2 separate regions of the Homo sapiens genome follow, and region 1 is linked to region 2. Evidence: read pairs that join two places in POLR2A ChIA-PET (ENCODE). Cell type or tissue: CD4-positive, alpha-beta T cell. All regions are shown on one strand. Each heading gives the region's core, and the rest is flanking DNA. Links, peaks and the distances in the headings are about the cores only. Region 1 holds the start of MIR1268A (microRNA 1268a). Region 2 has its middle 190 kb from the start of GOLGA6L6.

Region 1 (14,868 bases), core at 3,370-11,369, 1.9 Mb after region 2:
CACACCTGTCATCCCGGCACTTAAGGAGGCCAGGGCAGGCGGATCACCTGAGGCCAGGAGTACAAGATCAGCGTGGCCAACAGGGTGAAACCCTGTCTCTACTAAAACTATAAAAATTAGCCAGGCGTAGTGGCGGGCGCCCGTAATCCCAGCTACTTGGGAGGCTGAGGCAGGAGAATGGCTTGAACCCAGGAGGTGGAGGTTGCAGTGAGCCGAGATCACACCACTGCACTCCAGCCTGGGTGACAAGAGCGAGACTCTACCTCTAAATAAATAAAAAAATGTGCCACGGAAGCCTGCTCCGTACTCACCTCACCAAATGTCAGAGTCAGGGACACAGGGCATGCCCCACAGGGTGGGATGACAGGAAGTCCACCTGGGCCCTGACCCTCCTGACCGCCCCTCATCTGGGGGTACACTAACCCTTTCGGACTGCAGGGTGCCCTGAACATTAGGACTGTGGGGTACCCCAATCCTTTAGGACTGTGAGGTGCCCTGAACATCAGGGATGTGGGGTACCCCAACCATTTAGGACTATAGGCTGCCCTGAAATGACGGCCAGGGGGTACCCTGACCTTTTAGGGCTGTGGGACACACTGACTTCTTAAGACTACGGCTGGTGCCTACAGGAGTCCAAGGGATACCAGGCCTATGTGGGGAGGGGGCAGAGGTAGAAAAGCAATGGGGGAGGTGCGGGGCATCGGCTGTCCCTGCCCTGGAGAGGATGGGGCCAGCCAGGTAGGTGTGCAGCCAGGACCACTCAAGGACTCAAGGGAGAGATGCGGTCGGGGAGAGAGGAGTGGGGGACGGGGAGAGAGGAGGGGGGGATGGGGAGAGAGGAGGGGGGGACGGGGGGTGGGGAGAGAGGAAGGGGTGCCGGGGAGAGAGGAAGGGGTGCCGGGGAGAGAGGAAGGGGTGTCTGGGAGAGAGGAAGGGGTGTTGGGGAAAGAGGGGAAAGGGGACAGAGGGGGCGGGGACAGGAGCCGGAACCGGGGTCACACGTGGAAGGCCAGGACCCTGGGTCAGGAGTGGGAGCCAAGACCCGGGGTCACATGTGGGGCTGGCCACCTGACTGGAGTGTGGTCTTCAGTCATGCTGTCACCAGGCTGTGGGACCTCAGGGATGCAGTGAGGGAGCCAGGCCTCGGGGGCCCAGCCTGGATTCTGCCGACTCCCATCCCTCAGCCTCACCAAGAGGCCACTGACTTCGTCACTGCACAGAGATCCCATCCTGGGGTTCTGGGGCCTGTGCAGGAGAAACACAGGTGCAGGGCCACGTGCCCACACCGCTGGCATCTGTGCTCCACAACCAAACTCCTAGAGCCATCATCATCTCTGGGCTGCAGTGCCCGCCGGTGACAACTCCCTGACCACCTCGCTGTGGTCACACTCCTGTCCCCGTGGGTAGAAAATCCAGTGATGCGTGTAGACAAAGAGCCCTCTGCACACCTGGAACCCCAGCGCCTTGGGAGGCCCAGGTGGGGGGATCACCTGAGCTCAGGAGTTTGAGACCAGCCTGGGCAACATGGCAAAACCTCATCTCTAGGAAAAATTTAACCATCAGACGGACACGGTGGTGCACACCTGTAATCCCAGCTACTAGGAAGGCTGAGGCAGGAGAATCGCTTGAACCCGGGAGGCAGAGGTTGCAGTGAGCCGAGACCGCACCACTGCACTCCAGCCTGGGTGACAGAGCAAGACCCTGTTTCAAAAAAAAAAAAAAAAAAACCATTTAGCCATTTGCATGATGAGGACCATAGAGAATAAAAAATAAAATGAAAAGAATCTCAACAACTCACTCTCCAATTCCTTTAGGAAAATGAAATGAGAAACATACACATGTAAAGTATTTAGTATTCCCTGCAGTTTAAGAAACAGAATCCAGGGCCAGGCGAGGTGGCTCACGCCTGTCATCCCGGCACTTTGGGAGGCTGAGGCGGGTGGATCACCTGAGGTCAGGAGTTCGAGACCAGCCTGGCCAACATGCTGAAACCCCATCTCTACTAAAAGTACAAAAAGTAGTAGCCGGGTGTAGTGGCACATACCTGTAGTCCCAGCTACTCGGGAGGCTGATGCAGGAGAATCACTTGAACCCAGGAGGTGGAGCTTGCAGTGAGTCGAGATCGCGACACTGCACTCCAGCCTGGGTGGCAGAGCAAGACTCTGTCTCCAAAAAAGAAAAAAGAAAAAAAGAATCCTTGTCAGTCTACGGACAAGAATGCCAGTACCACACCATCATGATGAGGGTCACTTCTGTGGGACACACAAGACACAGCTCACACCTGCCCCTACACACAGCTATTTCTGACCCCAAACAGCGAGGCAGTCACTTCAGACCCAAAAGGAAGGTGAAGCCTGCGGCCCTGCACCATCCGCGTGCCACTGCACTGACTTAAAGTTTCTCACGGGCTGGGTGTGGTGGCTCACGCCTGTAATCCCAGCACTTGGTGACGCCGAGGCAGGTGGATCACCTGAGCTCGGGAGTTCGAGACCAGCCTGGCCAACATGGTGAAACTCTGTCTCTACTAAAAATACAAAAATTAGCCAGGCATGATGGCAGGCACCTGTAATCCCAGCTACTCCAGAGACTGAGGCAGGAGAATGGCTTGAACCCGACAGGTGGAGGTTGTAGTTAGCCGAGATCATACCACTGCACTCCAGCCTGGGTGACACGGCGAGGATCCATCTCAAAAAATAAATAAATAAATAAAGCTTCTCGTGAATGATGAAACCAAAATTACCATCGCGTCTGCACTGTATGGATCTGTCTGCTACAACCAGCAGGACCACAGCCAGGCTGCAACTCACTTTCTTTACAAAAAGCACCAGGGATGACCAGGAATTAGTCCCCACCAGGTGACACTCACAGCCTTACCCACACGTAGGAGCCCCACGGACATATGGATCAAATACAATACGAGAGACACACATCTCACCCCATTCTGTGCAGCCAACACAGTGCACATTCAGCATACGGTTTGGTTTGCTTTTTGTTTTTTTCTGAGACCGGGTCTCACTCTGCCTCCCAGGCTGGAGCGTGGTGGTGCAATCTCAGCTCACTGCAGCCTCCACCTTCTGGGCTCGAGTGATCTTCTCACCTCAGCTTCCTGTGTAGCCAGGACCACAGGTCCCACGCCCAGCTAATTTTTTTTTTAAGAGATAGGGTCTCACTATGTTGCCCAGGCTGGTCTTGAACTCCTGGGCTCAAGCAGCCCTCCCCATTTGGCCTCCCAAAGTGCTTGGCACAGGGTAGATTTTAAGTTAAAAATCTCACAAAACAGGCCGGGTGCAGTCTTATGCCTGGAATCCAGCACTTTGCAAGCCCGATTGGGGTGTTTTTTTTAGTAGAGATGGGTTTTCGCCACTGGAATCCAGCACTTTGGGAGGCCAAGTGGGGAGGGCTGCTTGAGTCCAGGAGTTTGAGACCAGCCTGCAGAGCATAGGCTCAGAGACTCTGTCTCCATGAAAAAAAGGCACACACACACACACACACATGCACACACACGCACAGGTGTGGTGGTGGACGCCTGTAGTCCCAGCTATTTAGGAGGCAGAGGTGGGAGGATTGCTTGAGCCCAGGTGGTAGAGGCTAAAGTGAGCTGTGATCACACCACTGCACTATCTAGCCTGGGCAACACAGCAGAAACGTGCCTCGAAAAATTAAACGTTTACAGGCCAGGCACGGTGGCTCACACCTGTAATCCCAGCACTTTGGGAGGCCAAGGTGGGTGAATCACCTGCAGTCAGAAGTTTGAGACCAGCATGACCAACATGGAGAAACCCCATCTCTACTAAAGATACAAAAAAATTAGCAGGGCATGGTGGTACATGCCCGTAATCCCAGCTACTCAGGAGGCTGAGGCAGGAGAATCGCTTCAACTCGGGAGGCAGAGGTTGCAGTGAGCTGAGATTGCGCCACTGCATTCCAGCCTGGGTGACAGAGCAAGACTCCGTCTAAAAAAAAAAAAAAAAAGTTTAGAAAACAATATACATAATATGAATTTTTTTTCCTAAGACAGAATTTCGCTTGTTGCCCAGGCTGGAGTGCAGTGGTGCAATCTTGGCTCACCGCAATCTCCGCCGCCCAGATTCAAGCGTTTCTCCTGCCTCAGCCTCCCGAGTAGCTGGGATTACAGGCATGCACCACCATGCCTGGCTAATTTCTGTATTTTAGTAGAGACGGGGTTTTACCACATTGGCCAGGTTGGTCTCGAACTCCTGACCTCAGGTGATCCCCCTGCCTGGGCCTCTCAAAGTGCTGGGATGACAGGCGTGAGCCATTGTGCCTGGCCATGAATCCAGTTTTGATACAATTTTGAGAAACACAAATGTCTATATACAGACATACACAGGTATATCTATTATCCATGCATGCGTGCCTACACACACTCACAAATGTGTGTGTGCATGTGTGTATACTTATACATTTTGGTGATATTTGGTGATATTCTTCTAGCCCCATATAGGACTGCAGGAACATAACCAAATCTTTTTTTTTTTTTTTTTTGAGATGGAGTCTTGCCCTGTCACCCAGGCTGGAGTGCAGTGGCACAATCTTGGCTCACTGCAACCTCCACATCCCAGGTTCACGCCATTCTCCTGCCTCAGCTTCCTGAGTAGCTGGGACTACAGGTGCCTGCCACCACGCCCGGCTAAATTTTTGTATTTTTAGTAGAGACAGAGTTTCACTGCGTTAGCCAGGATGGTCTCCATCTCCTGACCTCGTGATCCGCCCGCCTCGGCCTCCCAAAGTGCTGGGATTACAGGCTTGAGCCACTGCACCCGGACAACCAAATCTTAACAATGCTTATCTCAGGGCCGGGTGCAGTGGCTCACACCTGTCATCTCAGCACTTTGGGAGACCGAGGCAGGCGTATCACCTAGGTCAGGAGTTCGAGACCAGCCTGGCCAACATGGGGAAACCTCGTCTCTACTAAAAATATGAAATATTAGCTGGGCGTGGTGGTTGGTGCCTGTAATCCCAGCTACTCGGGAGGCTGAGGCAGGAGAATCGCTTGAACCCAGGAGGCAGAGGTTGCAGTGAGCCAAGGTTGTGCCATTGCACTCTGGCCTGGGCAATAAGAGCAAAACTCTGTCTCAAAAAAACAAAACAAAACAAAAAGAAAAACAAACTTGCAAACCTATTATAAAACAGCCACCCCCTGGCTGGGCACAGGGGCTCACGCCTGTCATCACAGCACTTTGGGAGGCCAAGGCGGGTGGATCACCTGAGTTCGGGAGTTTGAGACCAGCCTGGCCAGCATGGAGAAACCCCCATCTCTACTAAGAATACAAAATTAGCCAGGCGTGGTGGCAGGTGTCTGTAATCCCAGCTACTTGGGAGGCTGAGGCAGGAGAATCACTTGAACCCAGAAGGCAGAGGCTGCAGTGAGCCGAGATCTTGCCATCGCACTCCGGCCTGGGCAACAAGAGCAAAAGTCTGTCTCAAAAAAAAAAAAAAAAAGAAAAAAAGAAAAACAAATTTTCAAACCTGTTATAAAACAGCCACCCCCTTGGCCTGACGTCATGCCTCACGCCTGTCATCCCAGCACTTTGGGAGGCTGATGCAGGCCTTGAACTCAGGATTTTGAGACCAGCCTGGCCAACGTGGTAAAACCCTGTCTCTACCAAAAATACAAAAGTTAGCCAGGTGTGGTGGTGCATGTTTGTAATCCGAGCTAGCTGGAAGGCTGGGGTGGAAGGATGACTTGAACCTGGGATGCAGAGTTTGCAGTGAGCTGAGATCACGCCACTACACTCCAGCCTGGGTGAGCGAGTGAGACTCTGTCTCAAAAAAACAAACAACGGTCACTCCCAACCAACTCACATTAAACCGTTCTCTCAAGGGCTATGGATAAACAGTTCGAATTTTAAGAACACAGGCTGCCATGAGACATTTTAAATTTTTTTTGTCAGCAGAGGGTAGAAAGTTACAAAACTCAATGACAGGAAATTGCAAATTTCTAAGATTATAGTAGGCAAAATATCAACGTAATCTTTTTTTTTTTTTTTTTTTTTGAGATGGAGTCTCACTGTCTCCCAGGCTGGAGTGCAGTGGCGCAATCTCAGCTCACTGCAAGCTCCACCTCCTGGGTTCACAACACTCTCCTGCCTCAGCCTCCCGAGTAGCTGGGACTACAGATGCCCGCCACTACGCCAGGCTAATTTTTTTGTATTTTTAGTAGAGACGGGGTTTCACCGTATTAGCCAGGATGGTCTCGATCTCCTGACCTTGTGGTCCGCCTGCCTCGGCCTCCCAAAGTGCTGGGATTACAGACTTGAGCCACTATGCCCGGCCTTTTTTTTTTTTTTTTAAACACTTGTGAAGGTACACAGGTAAATAATCAGATTTTTTTTTTTTTTTTTTGAGACGGAGTCTCGCTCTGTCACCCAGGCTGGAATACAACGGCATCGTCTCAGCTCACTGCAACCTCTGCCTCCTGGGTTCAAGCAATTCTCCCACCTCAGCCTCCAGAACAGCTGGGATTACAGCCATGGGCCACCACGCCTGGCTAATTTTTTGTATTTTTAGTAGATATAGGTTCTCACTATGTTGGCCAGGCTGGTCTCGAATTCCTGACCTCAGGTGATCCGCCTGCCTTGGCCTCCCAAAGTGCTGGGATGACAGGCATGAGCCACCGTGCCCAGCGTAGATTTATTGGATTCTAAAATGCACAATTCTCTATGTTTCGGTGTTTCTGAAACCAAGGTCATCTCACCATCCACAGGAATCTTTAATAGTTTTTCTTTTTTTCCCCAACAGTTATTACATCACTGATGCATCTTAAAAGTCACTGGTATTTGAAAGTCAAGAAAACAGGAAACTCTCAAAACCAAGTTCTGAAAGCCACAGGGTGTTTCTGCTAAGCTGGCTGCGGCCTCCTGTGTATTTCGAATACCAGCCACAGTGTGGCGGCCACATCTCACCCAGGCAGGCCTCCATAACAGCTTCAGTACCAACTGAGTGGCGAAGTTACATATAAAAACCTGAAAGAGGCCGGGCACGGTGGCTCATGCCTGTCATCCCAGCACTCTGGGAGGCGAGGCGGGGGATCACGAGGTCAGGAGATCGAGACCATCCTGGCTAACATGGTGAAACCCTGTCTCTACTACTAAAAATACAAAAAATTAGCCAGGCGTGGTGGTGGGCACCTGTAGTCCCAGCTACTCGCGAGGCTGAGGCAGGAGAATGGCGTGAACCCGGGAGGCGGAGGTTGCACTGAGCCGAGATTGCGCCACTGCACTCCAGCCTGGGTGACAGAGTGAGACTCTGTCTCAAAAAAAATTAAAAAACAAACCTGAAAGAGCCAGTGTCCTTATACGAAGGCTGGAATGTAACAAAGACCCACCAAGAGTTTTGCCCAGGCCTTTCCTGGGCCTTGAAAATATGACAACGAAGGAATTCCTAACAGGACCTGTTTGGGTTTACGTAGTTTTACTGGGGATCTGAAAAACTCCCCTTATCTCGGGTAATCACCACAGCACCTGGACCCACCTACATTAAGTCAATTTACTGAGGCTCCAGAGAAAGGTCTTCAGGACTCAGACCTTTGTTATAGATTAGAAGAAGTTAATGCCTTTTTTCTTTTTTCTGAGGCCGAATCTCACTCTGTTGCCCAGGCTGGAGTACAGTGGCACCATCTCAGCTCACTGCAACCTCCATCTCCTGGGTTCAAGCAATTCTCCTGCCTCAGCCTCCTGAGTAGCTGGGACTACAGGTGCCCACGACCACACCTGGCTAATTTTTTGTATTTTTAGTAGTGACAGGGTTTCACCGTGTTAGCCAGGATGGTCTGGAACTCCTGACCTCAGGTGATCCACCTGCCTCGGCCTCCCAAAGTGCTGGGATTATGGGTGTGTGCCACCACGCCCGGCCCCGCTTATGTCTTTAGATGAATGCACACTTACACATAGGCATATAAAAGGTATATAAGCTCTGGAAAACTTTGTAATTTTGAGTCGGTCTGGTGATAATTTCCAGACCTTCTCCCTGCACCTGGTTACAGAAATAAAACCTATCTTCTCTCCCAGTTCATCCACATCTCATTATTGGGCCGTGAGAATAAGCAGGCTGAGATTCGGTTTGGTCTGGGAACAAGAGAAGTGACATTATCCTACCATAATCAGTTCTTTTTCCCTCTTTTCCTCTGTCAGGACATAGTATCAATAACAGAGAAGACAGTAAGACACTCACCACCTCATTAGCAAGAACGTTAATCCCCACCGCTCCCCTCCCTCACCTCCCAAAACCACTGGGAGGGCACTGCTGGGGTACACGTGGCCACGTCAGGAAACTGGAAGAAAGGAAGGCAGGGCTGGGCGCAGGGGCTCACGCCTGTAAGCCCAGCACTTTGGGAGGACGAAGCGGGTGGATCACCTGAGGTCGAGAGTTTGAGACCAGCCTGACCAACACGGAGAAACCCTGTCTCTACTAAAAATACAAAATTAGCCAGGCACAGTGGTGCACACCTGTAATCCCAGCTACTCAGGAGGCTGAGGCAGGAGAATCGCTTGAACCTGGCAGGCGGAGGTTGCAGTGAGCCAAGATCGTGCCACTGCAGTCCAGCCTGGGCAACAGAGCAAGGCTCTGTCTCAAAAAAAAAAAGAAAAAATTCTTACAGAGAAGAGGGTCTCGCGATGTTGGCCAGGCTGGTCTCGAACCCCTGGGCTGAGGCAATCCTCCTGGGTTGGCATCCCACAGTGCTGGGATTACAGGCCTGAGCCACTGCGCTCGGCCATCTATGGCTTTTTATCCCCACTATAAGACAAGGAAGAGGCATAGCTCAGGAGTGAGCTGAGTCGACACCAGGTGGCGCCCAGGTCCCGAGCCTGCTCTGTCCGCAATGCAGCCTTCATCCCCCGACCTGCACGTCCCCTCTCATCCCAGAGCACACCCTCCGGGGCCATCATCCCCCCACCCGCAGGGCTCACCCTCCAAAGGACCCCAGGGCCTGCGTGGTGGTCCGTGGACTCACTTACCAACCCTCCTTCTGCTCGGCCTCCTGAAGCCCTTGGATGGCTCGGAGGGCACGGGGACCAGGTACTAAAGGATAATGATGGCTACACACATGTCCCTAAGCTCACTACCTGGGGACGCCCTCATTCTGTCTCTCAGTCTATTAACAGGGGAGATGGAGCCCAGGAGCCCAGGAGACAGCTACACACACACACACACAAGCACACACACGTCCCTGAGTTCACCACCTGGGGATGCTCTCATTCCGTCTCTCAGTATATTAACGGCAGACAGAGCCCAGGAGATTGACGGCTACACACACACACACACGTGTCCCTGAGCTCACCACCTGGGGATGCACTCATTCCATCTCTATTAACAGGGCAGACAGAGCCCAGGAGATTGGTGGCCACACACACACACACACACACACACACACACACACACACACGTCCCTGAGTTCACCACCTGGGGACGCCCTCATTCTGTCTCTCAGTCTATTAACAGGGGAGATGGAGCCCAGGAGCCCAGGAGACAGCTACACACACACACACACAAGCACACACACGTCCCTGAGTTCACCACCTGGGGATGCTCTCATTCCGTCTCTCAGTATATTAACGGCAGACAGAGCCCAGGAGATTGACGGCTACACACACACACACACGTGTCCCTGAGCTCACCACCTGGGGATGCACTCATTCCATCTCTATTAACAGGGCAGACAGAGCCCAGGAGATTGGTGGCCACACACACACACACACACACACACACACACACACGTCCCTGAGCTCACCACCTGGGGATGCCTTCATTGTGTCTCTCAGTCTATTAACAGGGAAGACGGAGCCCGGGAGACTGACGGCTACACACATGCACACACAGACACACACACACACGTCTCTGAGTTCACCACCTGGGGACGCTCTCATTCCATCTCTCAGTCTATTAACAGGGCAGACGGAGCCCAGGATTGATGGCTACACACACACACACACACACACACACACACACACCTTCCTGAGCTCACCACCTGGGGATGCTCTCATTCCATCTCTCAGTCTGTTAACAGGGCAGACAGAGCCCAGGATTGATGGCTACACTCACACACACACGTTCCTGAGCTCACCACCTGGAGACGTCCAGCACTCCTCCCACAGCATCTTCGAAGCTCTCATTCTGTCTCTCAGTCTATTAACAGGGGACACAGAGCCCAGGAGAGGTCTCTGTCCCGCGCTGTCCTGGCAAATCTGGGTCCCGATTCTGAGTTCAATGGTGTTAAAAAATAATAGGCTATGTCCCCACTAAAGTCTAAATATAGCCAACCCCATTTACCCAGGCTGTGCACATCACAATTCCACTTGTAGAGGCTCCTACCACCATCTTAGGTCCATCCCCAGAAGGTCCATCCCACCCCCACCCCGCCCCCGTCAAGGTCTCACTCTGTCACCCATGCTGGAGTGCAGTGGTGCAATCTCAGCTCACTGCAACCTCCACCTCCCAGGTTCAAGCGATTCTCCTACCTCAGCCTCTGCAGTAGCTAGGACTACAGGTGTGTGCCACCACACCCAGCTAATTTTTGCATATTTAGTAGAGTCGGTGTTTCTCCATGTTGGCCAGGCTGGTTTCGAACTCCTGACCTCAGGTGATCCACCCACCTCAGCCTCCCAAAGTGCTGGAATTACAGGCGTGAGCCACCGTGCCTGACCTCAGACACCTTTTGGTGCTTCTGGTTTGAGATGGGGTCTCACTCTGTCACCCAGGCTGGACCGCAGTGCTGCAATCTAAGCTTACTGCAGCCTCCACCTCCTGGGCTCAGGTGATCCTTCCACCTCAGCCTCCAAAGTAGCTGGGACCACAGGCCCCCACCACCACGCCCGGCTAACTTTTCTTTCTTCTTTTTTTTTTTTTTTTTTTGTAGATACAGGTTCTTACACCATGTTGCCCATGCTGGTGTCAAACTCCTGGGCTCCAGCAATCCTCCCACCTCAGCCTCCCAAGTAGCTGGGACCACAGGCACCCACCACCACGCTGGACTAATTTTTCTTTTTTTATCTTTTTCTTTTCTTTTTTTGTAGATATGGGGTCTTACCATGTTGCCCATGCTAGTGTCAAACTCCTGGGCTCAAGCAATCCTCCCACCTCAGCGTCCTGAGTAGCTGGGACCACAGGCACCCACCACCATGCCCAGCTAAATTTTTTTTTTTGGGGGGTAGAGAAGGGATCTTACCAAGTTGCCCATGCTGGTGTCAAACTCCTGGGCTCAAGCGATCCTCCCACCTCAGCCTCCCAACACGTAAACGGGTGCTACATTTCTGCACAATCCCCGCAGTCTCCCTTATTCTGTTTTACAACTACTCCCACATAAAGTAACATAGAAAGGTGAGCCCCATTATTCCTTTAGAAGGTAGACTGGAGCTTGCAAGAAGCTGTAGGATAAAGATTCAGAGGTCAACTGAGATAAAATGAAACACCCAGGTGATTTTAAGCTAATCAAGGGCCCCTTTCACGTGGGTGATTTTAAACTACCCGAGTGACCCTTTCACACAGGTGATTTTAAATTAATCAAGAGCCTCTTTCACACAGGTGATTTTAAACTAATCAAGTGACCCTTTCACACAGGTGATTTTAAACTAATCAAGACCCTCTTTCACGCAGGTGATTTTAAACTAATCGAGTTCTCCTTTCACAGAACTAAAAGGGGTGGTTAATTTACACAAATGCGCAGGCTACAGCCACCTCTCCTTCCTAGGGACTTCGGGCCGAAAATGCCACCTGTCACACCTCCAATCCAGGCACTGCAGGGCTGTTAGGAGGGGAATTAGCAGCTGGGATACCCCAATCCTACAATGAGGGGGGTTAGCAACCCCTCCTGAAATACCAAAAAGGCCACAGCTTCCTGCAGACGCTTAAGAACCATGCCAATCACAACTGCTTTCCTGAAAAATGCAAGAAGTCCTGGTGAGGGCTGGGGTTGCAGGACGCTTTGCACACCACGGGTAACAGTTTGTGGGGGCGCTTCTCTGGGACTGGCTACCTCTTACTGTCCCCTGGACCAGGGGGGCCCTGCTCTCATCCTTCTGGCATCTCCCAGGCCCCTGCCCCACTCAGAGCTCCACCGCAGGGGCTCCTGAGGCTGGACTCAGAACCGCTGGATCCCATCAAGGCCCCCAAGGCAGACATCTCACAGATGTCTGTGCTGGGGGGTGCGTCTGAGGCTCTCCTTGCTTCATGAGGCTGCTTCACCCCATTCTTGTCTCCCCTCACCTCCTGACACCCTGGGTTCCCCATAGGCCCCCCTCCCCTGCACAGATTTTCACCTAGGCTCTGGGAGGTTGGTGGAGTCCTGGGTTCTAGAAGACCTCAGAGACCCAGGGCAGAGTGAATGTCAGGGGTTATCAGAAGCAGGGGCTGCCCAAGACCAATTGCTGAGGGAAGAAGGAGTGATGAATGAGATGGATAAACATGTCAGCTGTTTGGCTTTCCACAATCATTATCTATTTTCAGCCTCCGTGTCCTGATGTTTAAAATACAGCAGCTAAAATATCTGGTGGTCTTTTCTTCCTCTTCTGAGTGCAGCCACGACATGCCACATCTCTGCCCATGGCCTTCTTGCCTTTGTCTCTAGAGGGTGCCATCAGGGATGGATCTGTCCATGCAGGAAGGAGCCTGAACCCCAGACTCTTGGACCTCAGACTGGGAGAGGGTGTGGGTGAAGGCACGTGGACCAGTGATTGATTAATTGATTGACTGATTTATAGACAGAGTCTCACTCTGTCACCAGGCTGGAGTGTAGTGGCACGATCTCGGCTTACTGCAACCTCTGCCTCCCAGGTTCAAGCGATTCTCCTGCCTCAGCCTCCCGAGTAGCTGGGACTACAGGTGCCCACCACCACACCCAGCTAATTTTTGTATTTTTAGTAGAGACGGGGTCTTGCCATGTTAGCCAGGCTAGTCTCGATCTCTTGACCTCATGATCTGCCCACCTTGGACTCCCAAAGTGCTGAGCTTACAGGTATGAGAGTGCAGGGCCAGAGGATGGCAAAGACAGGGGCTGGCCCCAGGATCCTCAACTGTTGGCATCAGGACCGGACTCAGGGCCTCAGTCTGGCAGCATGGGCGTCACGCTGCCTGCCGGGCAGAGCCCTTTGCCCCACCTGAAAGCCCTGTGGTCACAGTGTAGAGGCTGGAGCGGCATGCTGGGGTGGGAAGTGCTGTCCTTGTTGCTCTGTCCCCTGGCTCAGGAGCCCCTGAGAGTGGCTTCTGCTCCCCGAGCTTCCTGCGCTCCCTGAAAGTTGTGCATCCAGTGCTGAGTCCTGAGGGCCTGGGGGTGTCAGGCCTCCTTCCTGGCTGTGACATGTGGGTTGGAGATTTGCCTTTGTTTTAGTGAAATGCCAGTGGTCAAATTCAACAGGAAAGAGGAAAAAGAAAGCATAAGCCTGAGTCCAGGGTGGAGGATGGTGGCATTGAGGAAGGACCTGGGGCCCTGCTTCTCCCACTGTCTCCAGTCCACACCCTTCTGGAAAGGTCACATGATGGCTGCTGCAGCTCCAGGAGTCACTGTATGGACATGAAAACATCCAAGAAGAGGAGGCATCTCCTCCTTTGCATCACTTTTACTGGAAAGGAATGCTTTCCCCAGAAGTCCCCACACCCCATGTCCCATGCAGCAGACCTGCCTCCAGGTCCTGCTGTTGCAGCTGAGTGCCAAAGGAGATGGAGACAGTGAGGACGTGGAGCTCACAGATTCTGCAGCACTGGCAGGCCTGCCGGCCAGGACCAAGATCACATGTCTGCTCCAGCATCCTCGGGCTTAACCCCTGAGCTGTCCTGCCTTACTCTCTCCTGAACTCTCTGGCCTGTTGCCACCAGGCCAGCTTAACAGAAAATACTAGAACCTGTGGTTGTTGGTAAATGTTTAACAACTGGCTCTCCAGAGGTCAGGGGTTGGGGTAAGCCCCACTTTGAAGGTTTGCTGATTTCCAGGGTATAAACACTCCCACTTTGGTTGATTTCAAGGTACCAATGCAAAGTCCCTGAGTGTGGAGTAGGGAAGAGACGCTCACCATCGGCTCTCGTGAGCCCTACGAACTGGCCACAGTGTACCCCTGACTAGAACCCATGGGAATCCATACCTTAGAGCTGGGAGAAGGGATGCCCTACCCAGGCTGCAGTGCAATAATTAAGGCATTGAAGGAGCTGGCTGGACACAAATGAGACCATTTGTTGGATCCCTACGATGTGCTGATCACACACAAATGTCATGTCGATGCCTCATAACTATCCCTTTGTCTGATGAAGAAACTGGGATTCAGAGAGGTTGAGGCACCTGGTGACTTGTATGGAATCAGAATCCAAACCCAGGTCTGTCTTCTTCCAAAGGCTGTGTCCTTTCACCCAAAACAAAGGCCTAGATTCAGAAGAGACCCAGCTCACTCTCATTCCACCCTGATGACATGCCAGGGGCCAGGATGTTCAAAGTGGAGCATGACTCACAGTCACCGAAAAGTAGGAAAAAGCAAATGTCCATCGCTGAGGAGTGGATAAACGAAACGCGGTCCATCCATACAACTCATACCATCAGCCATAGAGAGGAACGAGGCTCTGACACACCCTACAACGCGATGAACCTTGAACATGATGCTGAGTGACAGAAGTCGGACACAAGGGACCACGTATTACACGATTCATTCCATTTACATGAGAGGCCCAGTGTGGCCAGTCTACAGGGACAGAAAGTGGATGGGTGGCTGTCAGGGGCCAGAGGGATGAGGGAATGAGGAGTGACTGACAACAGATATGGGGTATCTTTGTGGGGTGATGGAAATTTTCTAGAACTAGATGGAGGTGTGCACAATGTGTCAGTGTGCATAGTGCCCCTGAAATTATAAAACAAACCAGGCGGTGGAGGAT
Region 2 (14,868 bases), core at 3,540-11,539:
TTACAGGCGTGAACCACTGTCCCCAGCTCATGAAGCTAGTTTTCTAATCAGGTGTTGATTTTCTTGTGCAATTTGTCGAATACTGTACTGAAAGTGAACATGGTTGTGTGGGACTTAAGTGCCGTTGCTACTGAGTTCTGGCCACATTCTTACCATCGTGGAGTCGGGGCCCGTCGGTGGAGCCATCCTAATAAGGCAGGGCCATCTGTGTAGGAATCTGCTGTTTGCAGAGATTTTTGTTGGTGATCACCAGGCTTGGACTCTGAGAACCTTGGAGGAACCCAGTGGGTAGCACACAATGCGGAGTGGGACGTTCACTGGACCAGGGAGGTCGGGCCGTGGTTAGGAACCTGGGGGAGGAAGAGCTGAGGGGGTTGGGGATCTGAGCTTTTCTCAGTGGCTCAGCCACGACCCTGGGCTACCCCTGCCCCAGGCCTCCCTCCTGTGCCTGTGAGCTGGGGATGATCATTAGTGTCCCCTCCCCCAGCATGTAGGGCTGTGCCAGGCACAAGGAGGAGGCTTGCGGCATTCCCACTGAGGACAGACTACCCGGGAAAGCACTCGGACAGCCTCAGGGAAGATGAGGGTGGGTCCAGGAGATGCCAAGGGCAGGCCCTTGGGCAGGTTTTTCAACAGTGCCTCTGCCCCACCACCCCTGTGCCCTTGCCTGTCACCACAGGGTCTCGGAGAGGAGAGCCATGTGGCTCAGCATGGCCAGGGGCAGGCTAGACTGTCCTGCTGCAGAGGACCCACTGGGGCCCAGTGGGACAGCCCTCCCCCTCCCCCTGGGACTCCATGGCCTGTGCTGTCCTCCTGCCCAAGAAGCTTCCCTCTGAGGCATCTCGGGTCCGGGTCCGTCCTGCTCACCCAGGGCCAGGAGCCCCCAGGAGGCCCACGGTAAGAAGGAGCGCAAGACATAAACAATTTCCCCCTCCTCTGCCGAAGGCTCTGGTGTCAGCGTGCTTTGCCTGCAGTGGCCTTTCCCCGGGGCAGCGAGGGCCTGAGTGGGCGCCTCCCCCAACGCCTCCTGGGTGTCAGCCCCAGACTGCCCCACGGCTCCACCCCTGTTCAGAGCCACTCAGCCCCTGGGAAAGGTGGCTGGGTCATGAGTTGGGGATATGAGGGGGATCAGTGCCTGCTAGTTGGTGCCAGAAAACCACCTTTGCTGGACTTGGCATTGAGGGTTGGCAAGGGGGCCTCGGAGACACTCTCCTCCCTCCTACCTGTACCCCCAGGGTACCCGTGGTCACTCAGTTCCTGACTGCCTGCTTTGGGTTGGGATCCCAGGACCCACCCTCTCCTGGCTTCTGCTGAGCCATGCCCTCCGCGGTGGGGGGGTCCCCTGCCTGATGCCACGGCCTTGCGAGTGTCACTCAGAGCCCCTGCTGCACGGAGCCGTGCTGTGGGTTTCTTTTCCTGTGTGGACCTGCAGAGAAGCTGCCTTGTCACTGTCCCCTCATTGCTGGGGTATAAATCCTCATTGTCACTATCTTCTTGGCCCTCTGCCACCAGCTGTGGACTCTGGGGACACTCAGGACTCAGGCCTGGAATTTTCCCCAAGGTTTTTCCTAGGTGCATTGGTGTAAACAGGGTCCCCTCTTGCCCCAGAGGCTGAGCTCCCATGGGCAGGGGGAGAGTGGGAGCAGTTGTCTGAGGGCCAGGCTGCGGGAACAGGGTCTGGGGTTTCCTGTGGAAATGCTGAAGAGTGCCCGCCCCTGCCCTGGCTCCGGCCAGCATCTGGTCACCCTGGCGGGCAGGGAGTGGCAGCTGCAGAACGCATGAAAGTGGTGGGTGGGGTGGGAGTGGCTGGTGCTGACTTTGTCCAAAGGCCAGAGGTGCGGTGGGGCCCCTGACACCATGTGGCTAAGGGCTTCTCCATTCACCAGGACTGTTCTCACAGAGTCTTTCCAGAGAGGCTGCAAAGGGCCTCTTATCTCCAAAAACGTCTATTTTATAGGCACCTGGATGTCTACTGTGTCCTGATACAGAGGAGAGGACATGCAATGGGAGATAACGTGGCTACCTTTGGCCATGTCGGGTGGATAAGAGATGGCCAACAGGTCACTGCAGGGCCTGCTCCCCCTTACTTACCCCATCAGGGGACAGGATCTCGTGTGTGTGTGTGTGTGTGTGTGTGTGTGTGTGTGTGTGTGTGTGTGTGTGTGTCAAGGAGGGGTATCCCTCTGGTGCAGTCCTTGATGGTTTCCTCACCTTGATGTTGGTCCCATGGCCATCGGTGTTGGCCTCACCATCACCACTTTCAGTCTCTGAACAGCAACAGGCTCCACTGAGCAGGTGCCCAGTGACACCTGGTGCGTTGGAGGGTGGGGCTGAGCCCTGGTGAGCCAGGACCTGCTGAAAGATCAGGGGGAAGAGAATAGACCCCCCTCCACCAGCCCTGGGGACCCACAAAGGAACATTCAGGCCGCCCCAGTTTGAGCCATGAGTTGTGTCCACGGCAGCCTCGCTTCCTTTGCTGGGCCTTGGCAGCGATAACGCCTGAATCTGTGCAGGTCTCAGGTGAGCCTTCTCCAGCTCAGCCTCTGTCGCCTCACAGGACGCCTCGGTTCCCGGGCATTGATTCAGCACCTGCTGTGTGAAGGGAAACCAGAGAGGCCAGTCCTTGCTCCTGAGGACTCAAGGGTCTGGATGTGGGGGGAAACCCACACCCCACAATGCTCCCAGACGATGGACGCAGCGCAAGGTCTAGGCTCACTCCAGGAATGTGGGGCACAGGGCCCAGAGCCCATTTGGATGAGGAGGCGCCGTGCCCTCCGTGGGCTGGAGGGACAGGGGGCCTTTGGTGGCCGGTGAAAGCGTTTTGCCAGCTGAGAATATTCTTTTTGCTGGCCGCGTCTAATCTGGTTTCTGGGGAAGATAGGAGGAGGCTACATCAGCAGATGCCTGTCACCATGGACTAAGAGCTGGCTCAGGGAATCCAATTCCAGCTCAGAACCCGGGGCCCAAGGAGCCGCTTGAGGCTGTGGCTCTGTCTCTTTTTGGACTCGAGGGACTCTGACCATGGTTGTGGACTCTCCCTAGAAAACATGCACACATAGCAATTTGCTGACCTGTCCTGGGAGCTCAAGGGAGGCCCAAGGCAGTGGGGCTGGGGGGCAGGGAGCAGAGGGGCAGGGTCGGGGCCAGGGGAAAGAGAGAGCATGGGGGGGGCGGTCCTGTCCCCTTGAGGCTGCCATGCAGGGGCTGGCTGCATTCCAAAGCTGGAGGAACAGCTCTGCCTTGCAGGGAATTAGCACAGTCTGCCTGTCCGGCTGCTTCACCATGGGTTGCCCCCGTGCCATTGAGGATGGTGATGGGGGAGGAAGGGTGGTGATGAGGGAGGGAGGGTCTTGATGTACCACCTGCCCCCAGATGGCCAAGGTGACCCTCCCCAGCGTCCCCAAGCTTCGCAGGCATGTAGGGGAGCCTCGGAGGGCACATCTGTTTGCTGTTCCTGCTGTTACACGTGACCACAAACTTAGTGGTCTAAAACAATGCAAATGTATTTATTTTTTCCTCTTTTTTCCCCCATGTAGGACAGGTAATGTGCCACTGTTCTAAAGAGGTTGCACGTCCCACGCAAGAGTGTGAAAACCCCCTCATCACACATATCAGCCACAGAAGGATCAAAACAATGCCAATTTATTATTTTAGAGTTCTGGGGGTCAGAAGTCCCACGGGGCCGCACTGGGCTAAAGCCACGGTGTCAGCAGGGCTGGCTCCTTCTGGAGGCTGGGGGCAGATGCATCTCCTGGCCTTTCCCGGCTTCTGAAGGCCACCACGTTCTGGGCCTCAGTCCCAGGCTGGGGCATCACCACACCCACTGCTTTTGCACCAGGTCTGCTCTCACCCCCGCCTCTCGCTCACAGGGGCCCTTGTCATGCCACTGGGTTCACCTGCATGATGCCGGGGAGCCTCCCATCGCAGGACCCTCGGTCACACTGGCAATGTCCCTTTTGCCATGAAAAGTAGCCCATTCACAGTCCCGGGATTAGGATGTGGGCCTTTTGGGGGGCACCATTCTGCCCACTGTGGAGGGTGTGCAGGAGTGACCAGACCTCAGGGAGGCTCTCAAATTGACCTCATCCCCAGCACAAAGTCCAGGAGGGATGGCATGAGGTGTCCAGGATGCTGGAGCTTGGTGGGGGCTGGACAGGGACTCTGCTCAGGCACCCAGCCCCAGTGTGAGGGGCCCATGGCTGCGGGCGCAGGAGCCACAAGGGAGAAATGATGGCCCCATAGACTTTCCTTCCCCAAACTCGGATCCCCTGAAACAGAGAGGTGAGGCTTAGGGGTGAAGGGCGAGCAACTTCTGCAATAAGATTTCCATGATGCCTGACCATGTCTGTAAGAGAAAGGCTATGTCTTTCTTTATTTTTGTTTATTTATTTTTTGAGACAGAGTCTTGCTCTGTCACCCGGGCTGGAGTGCAGTGGGTTGATCATAGCCCACTGCAGCCTCAACGTTCCAGCCTCAAGCAATCCTCTCTCCTAGGCCTCCCAAGTAGCTGGGACTACAGGCATGTGTCTTGGGAGGCAATTTTTTTTTTTTTTTTAAGAGACGAGGGTCTCACCATGTTGCCCAGGCTGGTCTCGAACTCCTGGCCTCAGGCAATCCTCCTGCCTTGATATCCCAAAGTTCTGGGATTACAGGCATGAGCCAGCATGCCTAGTCTCTTTTCAAAAAAAAAATTTTTTTTTTTGAGTCACAGTTTCACTCTTTTTGCCCAGGCTGGAGTACAATGGTGCCGTCTTGACTCACTGAAACCTCCGCCTTCCAGGTTCAAGCAATTCTCCTGCTTCAGCCTCCTGAGTAGCTGGGATTATGGCGCCTGCCACCACATCCGGCTTATTTTGCACTTATTTTTATTTTTAGTAGAGATGTGGTTTTACGACGTTGGCCAGGCAGATCTTGAACTCCTGACCTCAGGTGATCTGCTCGCCTCGGCCTCCCAAAGTGCTGGGATTACAGGCGTGAGTCACCGTGCCTAGCCTCAAAATTTTTTAATGTAACTTTTCAAATAAACTCACACATGTGATCAGTGATCACCACACATGCTTTATCGATAATTGCCACACTTGTTTCATGCATTGCTGTTGTCTTTCTCTTTCCTTTTCCCCTTTGGCTGAAGCATCTTCCATCCTGTAGCAAATGTTCTGAAATTTTGTTCCTATGAACTTCAGGTTGCAAGGCGCCAAGTATGGGAAACTCTGGAACACACTTGCGGCTCCCTTAGGGCAATGTTCAAATTAACAGTCATTCCTTGGCACCTGCTCAGGCCCCATCCGGAATCACATTCCCCTGATTGTTTGCTTACATCCATCAGATGGAACACATAGGTTCCTAACAAGGCCCACAGTTTCAGTTTTGTGGTGGCGCCTCTTGAACCTCTCTTACTCTAGATCAGGCGCCGCCCCTGACCCCCACTGCTCCTCCCACCACTTGTGATTTGTTGCAGAAACCAGATCAGCTGTCCTGCAAATGTGTCGCCTATCACGCAGCTGTTTGCCTCTCTGTGGTGTCGCCTCGCCCCATGTCTCCTGCAAATGGAAGCTGTGCTGCAGAAATGCCCTTAGATTCAGGCTCATCTTTCTTTGCCAGAAGCCTTCGTGGGCAGAGCTGTGAGAGCCACATGGAAGCACCTGTGATGCTAAGTGTGCCCCGTGGGTCCAGGTGGCCAGAGCCCGAACCCACCCTGTGATGCAAAGTGTGCCCAGTGGGTCCAGGTGGCCATAGCCCTGACCTACCCTGTAATGCTAAGTGTGCCCCGTGGGTCCAAGTGGCCACAGCCCGAACCCACCCTGTGATGCTAAGTGTGGCCAGTAGGTCCAGGTGGTCATAGCCTGAACCCACCCTGTGATGCCCTTGTTTTGTCATTACTGATCTCATCCATGACCCTTGCGAGAAATAATTATGTCATGAGAGGTGGCAAAATTGTGGTTTCTCTCATGATCTCATCTCTTCACAATGAGTAGCTGAAATTCTTCTATCAAAAACAACAACAACAAAAATGGCTGGGCACAGTGGCTCACACTTGTAATCCCAGAGCTTTTGTGGGCCAAGGTGAGAGAGGCCAGGAGCTTGAATCCAGCCTGGGCAACAAGACCCCATCTCTACAAAAACATAAAACATTAGCCAGGTATGGTGGTGCGTGCCTGTAGTCTTAGCTACTCAGGGGCTAAGGCAGAAGGATCCTTTGAGCCCAAGAAGTTAAGGCTGCAGCGGGCTGTGATTACACCACTGCACTTCAGCCTGGGTGATGCAGCGAGACCCTGTCTCTTAAATAAAACAAACAGGCTGGGTGTGGTGGCTTACACCTGTAATCCCACCACTTTGAGAGGCCGAGGTGGGTGGATCACCTGAGGTCAGGAGTTTGAGACCAGCCTGGCCAACATGGTGAAACCCCATCTCTACTAAAAATACAAAAAATTAGCAGGGCCTGGTTGTGGGCGCCTGTAATCTCAGCTACTCAGGAGTCTGAGGCAGGAGAATCACTTGAACCCACGAGGCAGAGGCTGCAGTGAGCCGAGGTTGTGCCATTGCACTCCAGCCTGGGCAACAGAGCAAGACTCCGTCTCAAAAAAAAAGAAACCAACCAAACAAAACCCAAAAAAACTTGCTGTTGTCCACTAGAGTTATTGAGTTACCCTGAAATATAGTTTAAAAGGGAAATTCTTAATTCTTTTCTTTTAATTGACAATGTTCCGAATAGAGAGTTGGAGCCTTGTTTTTCCAGTGGACTACCGATGGGTTTTGGTTTGGTTTCTCTCTTTAAATCTATTTATAGCTTTTGTGTATTCATTGTGTATTCAGCAATTACACACAATGAATACACAAAAAATTACACAACCAATACACAAAAGGTATAGGCAGATTTAAAAAGCAAGATACCAAGGCTTGATTTTAGGCTCGATTTGTCCCCTCTTTAGCCAGGGATTTCTAATTTTTTTCACCTCAAAAGTGGTAGGCCAGGGTGCTGTCCCATCAGTGGTGGGAGGAAAGGTTGGTTGCCCCGGACAGTGGGTGAATGCCGGGGTGCCAGTGTCAGGGAGGGGAGGGGCTGGTGGGTGAATGCCAGAATGCCAGTGTCAGGGATGGAGGGGCTGGTGGGTGAATGCCAGGGTGCCAGTGTCAGGGACAGAGGGGCTGCTGGGTGAATGCCTTGGTGCCAGTGTCAGGGACGGAGGGGCTTGTTGAAGAGAAACTCTTTCTTCAGGGCCATTGATTTCCCTGCCTTGTTTGAAGTGCCTGGATTGGGCTCTCTGAAAACCAACACCATCTTATTAGAAGACAAGGGCTTCTTCTCTTTTCTTTCTTTCTTTCTTTTTTTTTTGAGACAGAGTTTCACTCTTGTTGCCCAGGCTGGAGTGCAATGGCGTGATCTCGGCTCACTGCAACTTCTGCCTCCCCGGTTCAAGCGGTTCTCCTGCCTCAGCCTCCTAAGTACCTGGGATTACAGGCGCCCGCCACCACACCTGGCTAACTTTTGTATTTTTTAGTAGAGACGGGGTTTCTCCATGTTGGTCAGGCTGGTCTGGAACTCCCGACCTCAGGTAATCCGCCTGCCTCAGCCTCCCAAAGTGTCAGGATTACAGGCGTGAGCTACTGTGCCCGGCCTTTTCTTCTCTTTCTTTAGAGACAGGGTCTCTCTCTGTCACCCTAACTGGAGTGCGGTGGCATGATCACGACTCACTGCAGCCTCGACCTCCTGGGTTCAAGCGATCCTCCCATCTCAGCGTCCTGAATATCTGGGACGACCGCACCTCACTAATATGTGTGTGTGTGTGTGTGTGTGTGTGTGTGTGTGTGTGTGTGTGTGTGTGTGTTTTGCAGAGATGAGGTCTCCCCATGTTGCACAGGCCTGGCAGGTGTTTCTGATAGTCACAAAGCCCCTGCTACTGGGGAAAGGGAAAGGAAGCCCCAGCTAAGACCCAATTAAGAAAATCCCAGAACCAAGAACGAATCGACTGTTCGGCTTTGGTAATCTCCAATGTGTCCACCAGGTGGTGCTGTCCAGCCACAAATCTCCCAGGTTTGATCTCGGGCTTCTGCCGAGGGCACCTCCAGGGCTGGGGTCTCATCGTGTTGTCCCCACTTTATTCCAACGTCCACCCCAGGCCTGGGGGAGCCCAGGGAGGACCGAGTTTCCTGGGCCCCGCAGGGTGCACAGAGGTGAGTTTGGTAGTGCGGTCCCGACCTCGACAAGCATCCCAGCGAAGCAGGCTGAGCGCCCGGCTGGCTCCCTCAGGACCCCTCCTCCGGGCCTTCGCCCTGTTGATTTGGGTGTTTTAATGCAAGAAAGTAGGACACTGGTTGTCACCTGCCTGCTCCTACAAGGAAAATGCATGTTTGTGTGGTTATCCGTGGCCACCCCCACCAGGGCCTGCGGGGGGTCCAGTGCAGTGGAGGTGGGGAGGCGACTCATGGGCTCCAGGATCCGTGGAGAGTGAGTGTCAGCGGGAGGGTGTCCCCTGACCTCGGTCAATGGAAGCTGCTCTTCCTGGGGGTCCCACGGGAGGCCCGTGATGGGGGTGGGGGAGGAGGGGTAAACGCCAGGCCCTGATTGGCCGCCTGTCCTTGGGTCTTGGCTGGTCCTAAGAGGGAACGGGGAGCACAGCTGGGGTCACAGCCTCAGCCGGGACTCCTGCCCTCCAGCCCCTCAGCATCCTCCCTGCGTGTGCTCTCCTGGGGGCTGCTCAGGGCAGGTGGCGAGTAGGGGAGCTGTGGGACCAGAGAGAGGGGGTGGACGTGCCCAGGGCCTGCCCTCTTGGCCTGCCGTGGAGACCCACCCAGGCATACCTGGGGGCTGACCCTCCCCTGCAGAGAGCAGGGTGAACCCCAGCCCTGCCCTCGCCTAAGAGCCAGGTTCGAGGGGAGTGTAATTTATAATGAACCCCACTCCTCCCCCCAACACCCACCACAGGGAGGAGCCAGCCTCTCTCCTGGCACCAAAGTCACGCTCCTGACCCTGCAGGCCACAGGATGAGGAGGACCCAGAGAGGCAGCGGGGTTGGGGCATTTCATAAGCCGGCGAGAGCTGCCCGTGTGCATCCTCAGGCCTCACAGTGGAGTGAGGGGCGGGGGCCGCCTGCGTCCTCCACAGGAGCTCCTGTCATTCCACCTCTGGGGGTGCACTTGCCGACTTGCCCCAGACCTGGACTCAGGCTGCGCTGCTGTCTGCCCAGGGCCTGGCGATTGCTGCGCCCATGGTGGGTCCCACAGGCAGGCCCTGCCCTCCCATCGCTGGCTTCTGAGCAGGGGCTTTGGGGCTGCTGGACCTTGGAGGCAGATCGGGGGCTTCTGGTGTCCCTATGTCTTGGGGGCCTGGTGTCCTGAGGGCCAGCGCCCCCCGGCCTGCACTGGGACCCTCCATGGAAGCAACTCCTCTTTCATCTCAGGCACTGGGTGTCCCAGGGCCAGGGAAGGGGCTGCGCAGCACCTCAGGAGCCCAGAAGAGCTGCCAGCCAAGGAGGAGGAGCTGGGGGGAGCAGAGGCCTGGACCAGCTGGGATGTTCCCATCCGCGTGTCCCTCCCGCCCAGGCCACATGGGCAGGGGAGGAAGAGGGGAGGAGGAGGGGAGGGGCCCTTGTCCTCCCAGAGCCTCTCCCTTCCTCTCCCTTCCTCTCCTCCCTCTCCCTCTGCTCATCTCATCATGAGACAGCTGGCGAGGCCCTTCGGCTGCCCTGGAGTGCCCCTGCCCTGGCCAAGCTCTTGCTGCCCCCTTCTCCTGGAGGTGCCAGATGGGGCGGGCCCAAAGCAGCAGAGGTCTGGGCCCTGGCTCCAGCTCTGTCCCCTCCCGAGGGCCCTGGAGGAGCTAGGAGGAGGGCCTAGCAGGGCCGGGCAGATCGTGGGCCGGGAGAAGGGGTTGCCTGGGGAGACGGACCGACTAGCAGGACAGATGGTGGGCCAGGCAGGGGTCCGGAGCCCGCCCCATCTGCTCCAGTCCCTGGTGGGACTTTTCTTGTCCACCTCGGGCTGAACTGGGATGGGCTGCGTGGGTGGCTGTGGCCCAGGCCGGATTCTGTCACACTGGGTCCTCTGTCCCTGGGGCACGGCCAGCCGGGTGCTCATCTGGGGTCTTGAAGCCCCCTCCTGGCAGCTGGCACGTGGCTGGAGGTCATCATGTTTCGGGGGCTCCTGAGGGTCTGCGGGCCATGCCTGAGCAGAGCCTGGGGCGCGTCCCGGGAACGAAGCCGCCGCTGCAGATGAGGGGCTTTGTAGGTGGGTGGGCGACTGAAGCCCCCTGGAGGGGCTTCCTGGGGTCCAACGCCGAGAGGGTCCGGGACAAGAAGATGCTCAGTCACGTGTTTGTGCTGCAGGTGCACCCCCAGCCCAGGCGACATCAACGGCCAGCCCCATACGCGTGAGGATTGCGGCACCAGGGGCGCTCAGGATTGGGCCGGGCTGCTTCTCAGAAGAGGGGACATTGAGCCCAAGCAGGCTGCACTCCTGCTTGGACGGAAGGTGCATGGGTGGGGAGGGTAATCACACCAATAGAGACATGGATGGACTTGTGCAGAACATAAATACTCTCTTTGCTTATGTCTATGTTACTCAAAGGAACCATGGAAATAACAAATTCCCAATTACAATGCAGTAAACTTTAAGAGGAGCAGAGTGAGCTTCGCTCTTTTATGGTTGGTGTATTTCCAAAAAACACTTTCTTCTTCTTTCCCAATTCTTTTTCTAGTTTCTCCTAAATTGGTGTTTCTTTAGATGGAAGCCGTGTCTCAGACCATAAAACACTAAACCTATTTGAAGCACTTACGTTAATTATTCTATTCATAAAATCTAGGTTGATCCATCTCATAGCAAAATCCGTTAGTATAATTTTACCTTCTTCTTTTTAAAAAGCCAACAAACTATAAGTGGTGCTTCTATGTAGAAATATATAAGTAGAACTGAGTTTTTACTTATAGAACTTATATCAAATGATGATAAGCAAAGTATTTTTATTCTATAACCTGGATTTAAAAATATATAATCTCTGCAATATATATTAAAGAAACTATAATTAATTTTAAGAAGTCAAATGGGGAAAAAAACAAAACAAAATGTTCCATCCTTAGACAGATGACCTATAATTTATTTTATTTGATTCAAGCTATATCTTTAAATAGTAGTATCAGGATCACAAGTCATTTTGAAATGTCATAAAAATGTTCCAAGTTTGTGTTTTAAAGGACCTTAGAGGGACTATTTGTGGTTTTGTACTTTCTTTGTTCAGTGATCCACTTGCAGGTTATTCTGAACCTCCTTGGGAAAAGATGAAAGTAGGATGGCATTTTGGAAATGATTCTTCATTCTGAAACCTCCTTGAGTGATAGACTAGATGAAGTATAGTTATATATTTGGCAGTAGAAAGCAATCTCTCCTGTCAAATTTCCCATTCATTTTTATTTCTGGATTTATTCTTTCTACTTTTGCTCAAATACCAACACATAAAGAGTGTCCACAGATATAGGCTCTAATAATGCACTGTGGGAATTTAACACATTTTAAAAGACTGAAGGATAGTAAGAAGAGAGTTTTTAACAGATTCCTTATGGAGGGAAAAGAATATTGCTAGATGAAACAAAAATGGAAAAAAATCTTTTATTGATAGATATAGCTTATATTTTCTTCCTTTACTCCTAATTGAATTGTGAATGTTTTATTATCAAAATTCACAAAATTTTGATAGAATGTGCCAAATATTTCCTGAGTTACAATTTCTCATTTAGAAACATTTGCTTTAAATTCTCATACATATCCAAAACTGTTCTGTTCATTTTCCTGTTGACTACTTTTTCTACCTTGACTTGAGATACTCCAGAAGAGATATCCTTGTTGTTAACAAGAAAATAAGCTAATATAAAAGGGATAAATTAAAGTTAGATTATAGGCCATATACTAAGAACTAAAAAATTGAGTTTGGTGGAAACATAAAGATTATGTAGTTAAATGCTCACAATTTTCCCTTATATCACTAAATAAACAAAATAAAAATATTACAAAGGGTTAAAAAAACAGAAAAGATGCCTGCAACATTTTTAGTCAGATACATATTCGCATAGATATTTCCATATATTCATAGAAATATTTAGCACCATTTCTTTGAAAATAAGAAAGTATAAAGGAAGAAATTGATTTTGACATTATCCTAGAGAGTTTAAATGGATCCTAACCAAATACAGACACAAGTCAAACAACACTGACCATCCAAGCATTTTACACTGATCAAGATAATGCAAAAAGGTTGAACTTATGACAAATACAGAAATAAGAAATTTGTGTTATTTTTTAAAGAAATAAACTGTCTGTGATTAACCTTTTTCCCATTTATGAAACTTAAATGACATATCATTTGTTTGTAAACTGCAGGCAGGGTGTTTAATTATATAAAAATGAAACACATTCTGTCTTTATGGAGTTTATGGAAAAAAGGTAATACAGATTAATTTAGGGTAAAGTTTTAAAAATTAATCATTAATATTGGAGAAACAAGGATCAAAAACATCTAAGTAAGCTGTAGCTCAAATAAGAAGGCATAGACCCATTTCTTCCTGCTCCCTCTCACTAGGCACAACCTTAAGCACTGCAAATGGTACAAAAAGCAAATAAAGGAGAACTCTGCAGGTGGTAAAAATAGAAGAGCTGGTGTGGGGACCCAGGATTTGAGCAACAACACAACATCAAGATGCCTTGTGTCCTCCCACCTGAGAGGAAGGCCATCCATATCCAGTACTTCTTTCCCCCATGACATAGTAGCAGAAGGCAGCCCAGATAGGCCCATTGTTTCTCCAGATCAAACAGTAGCCCCCAGCATAGCACCAGCTGAACTTAAGACATGAGAGTGCATCTCCTCACCCACCTGTCCTGAGACTTCTTTTTTCTACCAAGAGATACTTAGGCTACAAGACAAAGAGCCTGCAGGAGAGACTGAACAATACCAGGCAACTTAGTAGGTCATGGAAGCCTCTTTGTCCTCATAGGACTGAGATTCTCCATTCTTGATCAGATGTATTAGACCATTTCATGCTGCTATAATAGAATACCACTGACTGTAATGTATAATGAACAGAAATTTATTTGCAGCAGGAGCCAATCCTTCTCATCAAATTTCACATTCATTTTTATTTCTAGATTTATTCTTTCAACTTTTGCTTAAATGTCCACATTTAAAGAGTGTCCACAGATACAATATAGGCTCTAGTGATGCATTGTGGAAATTTAATACGTAGTGAAACACTCAAGGATAGTACAAAGAAAGCTCTCTTATTTTTACTACCTTCAGGGTTCTCCTCTATATTTGTCTTTTCACTACTTCTAATGCTTAAGGTTGTGTCTCGTGAGAGACAGCAAGAAGAAATGGGTCTATGCCTTCTTGTCCGAACCACGTTTCATTTAGATGTTTTTGATCCTTGTGTCTTTTATACTAATGATGATAAAAGAATCAATCAACTAGACATAAAAATTCTAAATATGTACCGACCACGAGAGCGTATTCGCAAAATAACATGAAACAAAAACTGATAAAGAGTTGAAAGCAGAGATTCACTACTGTAATTGCAGACTCCAACACTGATAATAATGATAGAATTATTAGAAAATCAGCAATGACCTGCAATATCTAGAATATATGCACATTCAGCTAAGAAGATCTAACTGCCACATAAAAACACTCCGCTCAATTACAGCAGAACACACAATTTTTTTCAGACCTTCATGGAATACTCATCAAGATAGATCATAGACATAAGTAGACATTAATCAAGCCTCAACAAACTTAAAAAAATAGTTTAAATTGTGTTATGTATTTTTTGTGATACCAAACTAGAAATAAATAACAAAACAAGAGGAATCTGAGAACATGTGGGAAATAACGTATTTTTAAATGATCCATGGGTCAAAAAGGAAGTCTCAAATAATTTAAAAACAAATACATAGATGTGAATGATTTAAAAGATACAAAATATTATGTCAGATAGAACTAAAGAAGCGATTAGAGAAAAACTGATAGCAGTGCAGGCTTACATTAAAAATGAGAGGTCTCAAGTTGATAATCTACATTTCTATTAACAAAAGTAGAAACAGAAGAGCAAAATAAGCTCAAAACAAAAAGAAAAAATAATAAAAAATCAAAGCAGAAATCAATAAAATTGAGAACAGAAAAGCAATAAAGAAAATTAATATAACCAAATATCTTTCAAATATGTTTATCAATAAAATTAATAAAACTCCAAAAATACTAAACAAAAGTAACAAAAAGACAGCTATTGCTCATGTCAAAATTAAAGTAAGAAATAACGCTCTTGATTCTGTAGCTTTTAAAAAGATAAAGAGAATAATACGAACAACTTCATGCTTATAGTTTCATCAACTTAAACGGACTAATTTTTTGAAAACACAAACTATCAAAAATTACCAAGATAAAATTAACAATCTAAAATAGCTCTATTTCAATCAAATCAATTATTAATTAAAAGGTCCTGAAAAATAAAATTCCTGGCTGAAATAGTTTCACCGGAGAATAGTAATAAACATTTAAGAAGTAATTATTACTAAATTTATACAAGCTTTACCAGAAAATAGAAATGAATTGAAAATTTCCTAACTATTCTTATGAAGTATTACACCAATACCCAAGCCAGTGTACAAAAAAGAAAATAATTGATTAGTATTCCTCGCAAATATAGATATAAAAATCATTAACAAAATATTATGAAATAAAACTCAATAATATATAAAAATAACTACACACATGACCAAGTGTGTTTATTCCAGCAATACAAGGATGGTTCAACATTACAAAATCAGTCATTGCAATGAACAATATCAACAGGCTAAAGAAGAAAAATCAGATGATCATATCAATTGATGCATAAA

Evidence for each region. Peaks named below come from ENCODE experiments on the same cell type or tissue, not always from the same donor. Only the 100,000 strongest peaks of a DNase experiment are listed, where the experiment ranks them.
Region 1: POLR2A ChIA-PET joins it to region 2 with 59 read pairs; 6 of 35 experiments call an interaction of 5 or more read pairs at or near these places.

The regions. Positions count from the first base shown.
Region 1 is chr15:22,214,491-22,229,358 of GRCh38, forward strand. It overlaps MIR1268A (microRNA 1268a), which reads right to left and starts at 10,839; the gene lies at 10,788-10,839. RefSeq lists a silencer at 6,819-6,988. In CD4-positive, alpha-beta T cell, for the core only: CTCF peaks have their summits at 6,890, 7,103 and 8,798 (motif pointing right); DNase peaks (open chromatin) are centred at 6,901 and 8,821; H3K27ac peaks cover 970 bases.
Region 2 is chr15:20,348,555-20,363,422 of GRCh38, forward strand. It overlaps the pseudogene LOC124903613. Among named protein-coding and RNA genes, the nearest start is that of GOLGA6L6, 190 kb to the right of the region's middle. In CD4-positive, alpha-beta T cell, for the core only: CTCF peaks have their summits at 6,003, 8,013 (motif pointing right) and 8,219; DNase peaks (open chromatin) are centred at 4,847, 8,017, 9,007, 9,317 and 3 weaker places.